Linked DNA regions of Homo sapiens: region 1 is linked to region 2. The links are chromatin loops, found by intact Hi-C in ENCODE. Cell type or tissue: CD14-positive monocyte. All regions are shown on one strand. Links, peaks and the distances in the headings refer to the core of each region. The heading gives the core; the rest is flanking DNA. Region 1 has its middle 19 kb from the start of IFI6. Region 2 overlaps AHDC1 (AT-hook DNA binding motif containing 1).

Region 1 (2,911 bases), core at 224-2,723, 150 kb before region 2:
AACACCAAAATAATCTTTTTCTGATGTTTTACTTAAAATGTTGCTCATCCTTTCTGTTTGGTTTTTCAGAGTCAAGAAAACTTTTCTTTTGAGCTATCAACAGTTTTTAACAATTGAATAAAGCATACCCCTATGAGCAAAATTTTCAGCATATTTCTTTCTCACTACTTGATTTTACCAGAATTTGGAAACTATTTGTGAGTATTCTTAACTTATGGCACTATAGTTAAGTTATTTGCATAAGTGCAATAAGAATCTGTTTTGTTTTATAACAGGACACAGTTGGAGACACTGATTATTTTACCAAGGCTTTGACTGGGATGGTGTGCTTTCAGATACAGACAGCTTTAAAGAATGAAAGCCGACTAACAGAGTCAAAAAAAAAAAATGCCCCTTGAGAAAACTAGCCTTATACCCTGTCTATGCAATCCCTGTACAGGGTTCCTGATCTGTAGTAAGTAAAGAATGTCACTTTCTGACAAGCCCAGGAACCCCAAATTATCTTGAGAACTGGAAAGGAATTCACCCAACTCATACAGGTATTTTCAGGAATAGACAGATAAATTCTTGGCTGGGCTCAAGGCTTTAAAAAGTCTAATCTAAGATTACTTATGGAATAAAGTTCCATCAAAGCCAATTTTAAAAGGAGCCTGCATGGCAAATAATTAATCTTACTGCACTTTATATAAATAATCAGGACAAGTATAATAAGACTAAAGCTTATTTTGCAAACAAATCAGTCCTACCTTGACTTGTCTTCAATGAAAATGGGGACTGGAGAGAAAAAAATTATGTTTCAAAAACTTTTGTACATCTGTTATTAGATTCTAATCTCATCTTTGTTTTTGCGGGTTTTTTTTGAAATTTAGACTGACTCTACTTATTCCTGTAAATCAACCAGTGATCTCTGGCTGCTGCTCAAAAGAAAAGAGGGAAATAGGTAATGTAAAAATCTAGATCAGTATTCTAATTCTGGTCATGTATTGGAATCAGCTAGTGATCCCCTAACAACTTGGTTCCAACAATAGTCAAGTTCATGAAAAGCCTTCTTATTCAGTCTACTGGGATAATTTTACTTATTTCCTTTACCACTGTGGAATATATTGCTGTTGTACTATTTTGTAGAAACGCAAAATAAGGCTACTCAACATTTTCTTAAATTGAACATTTATTATCTTTCACATAGCACCTTTTGTCAGAACAGAAGGTGATATCTGGAAGAGTTATGAATGGCCTTCACCATAACTGACTGAGCTCTTCTCTACCCTGAATACAAAAGACCCTAATAATTAGGCAAAAATATTATCTCCCCTATTCAGCCTGAAGACGTTACAGAGGATAGATCTACAACCCTCTACAACCCTTAGGCTTAAGAGTCCCCTCGTAAAAGGGAGGGGGGAAATATGTCAGAGGTGTTCCAAGAAGAGCAATTCCATCTTGAACAGGGGCTAGATGAAATAAGGGTGGGACCTGCTGGGCTGCTTTCCCACGAGGTTTGGCATTCTTAGTCACAGGATGAGAGAGGAGGTCAATACAAGATACGGGTCACAAAGACCCCACTGATCCCACTGGTAAAACAGGATGCAGTAAAGAAGCTGGCCAAAACCTGCCAAAACCAAGATGGCAACGAAAGTGACCTCTGGTTGTCCTCACTGTTCATTATATGTTAATTATAATGCATTAGCATGCTAAAAGACACTCCCACCAGTGCCATAACAGTTTACAAATGCCTTGTCAGCATCTGGAAGTTACCCTCTATGGTCTAAAAGGAAGAGGAACCCTTAGTTCTGGGAAATCCCCACCCCTTTCCCAGAAAACGAATGAATACCTCACCCCTTGTTTAGCATATCATCAAGAAATAACCATAAAAATAGCCACCCAGTGGCCCTCAGGGAGTAGCCATTCTTTTGTTTCTTCTTAACAAACTTGCTTTCACTTTACTCTGTGGACTTGCCCCAAATTCTTTCTTGCATAAGATCCAACAAGAACCCTCTCAGGGTCTGGATCGGGACCCCTTTCTGATAACACTATCTCAGAGTAGGTAGTGTCTGAATTGAATCAGAGGACACTCAACTGGTGACTGCTGCTTGGTGTGTGGGGAAATCCTCACATACAAATTTGGTCACAAAAGTCTTCTGTGTTGATTGTTGTTGTTAAGTGAGATAATAGAACAGGCACACTGAGTGTTGTTTCCCCCCACCCTGGCAGAGTTGGTGTCACGGAAGTGAGATTTGCTAGAATGGCCTGGGCTGATGGAAAGTTGTGGTTTGGGAAGAGAAAGGATGAAAGAGTGCTGGGTGAGGAACTTTTGATCCCTGAGTAGCCATGTGGTCACCCATGGTTTAGAGCCGCAGCTGTGCTGTGCTCAGTTACTGAAGATAAAAGTTATGAATGGAATTTAGAGACAGAACCAACTCCTGGAGAGTTGATTCACTGGATGCATAAGGAAATGCAAACTAATAAGCAAAAAGAAAAACATTCTTGTTTACTGTTAACTATAATAGCTAAAATGAAATTGAAAGAGAGTGCTGTGTCAGACCTTGGTGCTAAACCAAGTTCAGATTTCAGTGAGTCTGAGCTTCAGCCACTAGCCTCCAAACTGATCCCCAAGGGAAAACTTACGCAGGGAAACAGAAAATAACTGAGAACTGGGTTACCAAGAGGACAGTCAATGTAGGGGAAGGGCAAAACCAAGTCACTATAGACTAGAGGGTACGATGTGAAGGAATTATTCCATTTTGTAGATTACTATCTTCAGCTTCCTGAGGAATCATTACTAAGATGGATTGCAAGAGTAACTAGATTTCAAGTGCTGCAGAATGGAAGAGCATGTTGAGGTTGATGCAGGATCCACAGCACACTACAGAACAATTGCAGGTAGCTATACATGACCCACACACAAACAGGAGGT
Region 2 (2,911 bases), core at 234-2,733:
TCAGGTACTGTGACCTCATTAGTTGGAGTCAGTTTTAGTATTCTCAAGATTTGGTGTTTTAAAAAAGGAAAATAAAAGACAGAAAATGCCCCCAAAATGATCAAAGGGAACAAGGTTGAAGGAGCCATCTTCTTGAAGAACAGCCTGCTCCCGAAATACAGCCGCCACTGGCCCCACTTTTGGACAACAGATCTGTCACAAAATTGGCCCAGATGTGGTGGTTGGTGATGGGGCAGACTGGGGGCATGCCTGCGTCCCTCACCCTTCACCTCTGCTGCCACTGAAGCTTCCTGGGAGTTTCTCTTCCTGGAGGAGTAGCTGGGCTCCTGGAAAGTCCCATCCGTGCTCTGGGAGGCCATTCAAGGCCAGGGTGACTCAGGGTCCTGAAGTCATGTCAGTGGAAACTTGTTGCCCCCTCTCTGCCAGACCCCAGCTCCCCTGGTGCCTGAAGGTGACAAAGGGCAGCATGCAGGAGTCCGGAGGCCTCCGGGAGGACCATTCCCAGATTGGCCACCAACTTCCCACATGCCCTTGACCAAGCTTTTGCCCCTCTCTGGGCCTCAGTTTCCCCATCTTTTCAAGGAAATTTACTTTGATAATCCCTTAGGCTCTCGCAGCTCTGCATGGCAGAGACAATGAAGCAAACTTTTTTTTTTTTTTTGGCAGCATCTTTTCCTTCCTGATGAAGCCAGGCCAAGATTAAAATGGCCTTCCATTCCCCATGCGTCTCATTGCAACCAGCAGAGCCTCAGATCTGAAGCAGGCCAGGGAGAAACTGCTTAGGGTTTAAAATGTCAAACTCTTGATCCTTCTCACTGGCGGGGAGATGTCTCATGGATAATCCAGAAATGTGAAATAATCCAAAAACCGTTCCTCCCAGGCTCTGGGTGGGAAAATGGACGGGTGTGGGGGCTGGGTGTTTGGGCAGGTCACAGCTCAGTGAAGTACATAATGGAACCACCCAGTGAGGCCTGAACGCAGGAGGAACTGGGATGCCATCCAGCCCCACATTCTGGCCCTGCTCCCCACTCAGGGCTGTGAGTTAACTGCGCTGTCCTCAAACCAATGCATTCCATTGTTCTAGAGACATCTGTCCAGCACCCACTAGAAGCCAGGCATTGGGGGCACCACAGTGAACACCACAAATGAGGTACTGGTCCTCAGGGGGCTTCCCATTTAGAGGGAAAGACAGCAAACAGTGGCATTAAGCATGTGTTGATTCCAGCTGTGGGAAGCACTGTACAAGAGAAAAAAGCTAGAAGCTTGTGAGCGCACACAGCATGCTGACCGGACCTTGAAGCTGAGGCCTGAGGAATGATGGGGCTGAACAGCTGGCGGGGAGGGGGAAGAACATTCTGGGCAGAGGGAACAGCAGTGTGGAAAGCCTGGAGGCAGGAAGGGACTCAGCTTTAAGAAACTGCCTATGGGAAGGCAGTAAAGCTAAGTGAGGGGATGAGGCAAGCGAGGCCAGATCATGCGGGGCATTAGAAGGAGTCTGAATTTCATTCCCAGACACGTGGGGATCCACTGAAGAGTTCCCTGCTGGAATTCCCCAGGCCACCGTGGAGCAGGGCTAGTGTTGAAGCAGGGAGACCAGCTGCAGTAGTCCACACATGCAGTGATGATGGCCCAGGCCAAGGTGGTGGGACGGCTGCCCCCTCTCTCTATCTAAGATGACCCACAGGCTCTAGGGCAACCCCCCAGTGCCAGGGGATGATCAAAATCACCACGGGAATGAGAAAGAGTTGGAGATACAGAGAAGGAGAGTGGCAAGGAAAAAGTTCATAGAGGGAGTTGCCACTCTCAACAGAGGGCTTAAGCAGAGAGGACAAGGACACGCTCATTCACCAATAGCAGTGAGCAGTTTTGACGCCAGGCACTGGAGAAGCAGCAGTTGAGCTTAGTTTCCCAACCTGAGCCCCTGTGTGTCCATCCAGTGCTGGGTACTGGGGAGACAAAGCAGGCATGACCCCTGTCCTCCAGTTCAGCCTCCACCCCAGGAAACTAAAACAAGTACACAAAAAACCTGAAAACACCTGGCAGAGAGTGGCAGGTGCCCAGAGGCAGTGAGAAACAAAGATTTGCTGGACAGCTGGGTGTTGTGGTCAGAAGTCAGCCCTCTGCCCCCTTGATGAGAAAAGGGACATTTGTGCTGGGCCCTTTATGTAACGCTGCCTCACTGACCCTTCACAGCAGACTATGAGGTGGGGTGTGTCTCCCCACCACAACCCCCTGCCTCCCGCCCTATCCCACATTAGAGTTGAGGAAATGGGTGCAGCTCTGAACCTTGCCCAGGGGATCCATTGGCAGATAGTGGAGCCAGGATTAGAACCCAGTACTGTCCCTCCTGAGCCTGGGTGCTCTGCCATATGGCTGCCTCTCATCTCCCCACGCCTGATTCCCCATCTGCAAAAGGATAGGTTGGATTGGACAATCCCTACACTTTTTTTTTTTTTTCTTTTTGAGATGGAGCCTCACTGTGTCGCCGAGGCTGGAGTGCAGTGGCACGATCTCGGCTCACTGCAGCCTCTGCCTCCTGGGTTCAAGCGATTCTCCTGCCTCAGCTTCCTGTAGCTGGGATTACAGGGGCGCACCACTGTGCCCAGCTAACTTTTTTGTATTTTTAGTAGAGATGGGGTTTCACCACATTGGTCAGGCTGTTCTCGAACTCCTGACCTTGTGAATCACCTGCCTCAGCCTCCCAAAGTGCTGGGATTACAGGTGTGAGCCACCGCACCCGCCCCAGTCCCCACAACTCTTGCTGGGTCTGACATCTTAAATGGATTTTGAGGTTCTGTGGAAGAAGCTGCACTGGAGCTCAACCTTCAAGAATAGGCAAGGTTTGCACACATGGAGACCGGGGGAAGGGCATTCTGGGCAGAGGGAACTGTGGGCAAAGGCAGGTCACATC

What was found. Peaks named below come from ENCODE experiments on the same cell type or tissue, not always from the same donor. Only the 100,000 strongest peaks of a DNase experiment are listed, where the experiment ranks them.
Region 1: a loop joins it to region 2, with 2.1 times the contacts of the local background. A loop is called at or near these places in 1 of 110 quality-filtered maps.

The regions. Positions count from the first base shown.
Region 1 is chr1:27,689,272-27,692,182 of GRCh38, reverse strand. No RefSeq gene overlaps it. Among named protein-coding and RNA genes, the nearest start is that of IFI6, 19 kb to the right of the region's middle. In CD14-positive monocyte, for the core only: no CTCF peak of the experiment used is centred there; a DNase peak (open chromatin) is centred at 1,782.
Region 2 is chr1:27,543,495-27,546,405 of GRCh38, reverse strand. All of the region lies in intron 8 of AHDC1 (AT-hook DNA binding motif containing 1), which reads left to right. Among named protein-coding and RNA genes, the nearest start is that of WASF2, 55 kb to the right of the region's middle. RefSeq lists an enhancer at 2,872-2,911. In CD14-positive monocyte, for the core only: no CTCF peak of the experiment used is centred there; no DNase peak of the experiment used is centred there.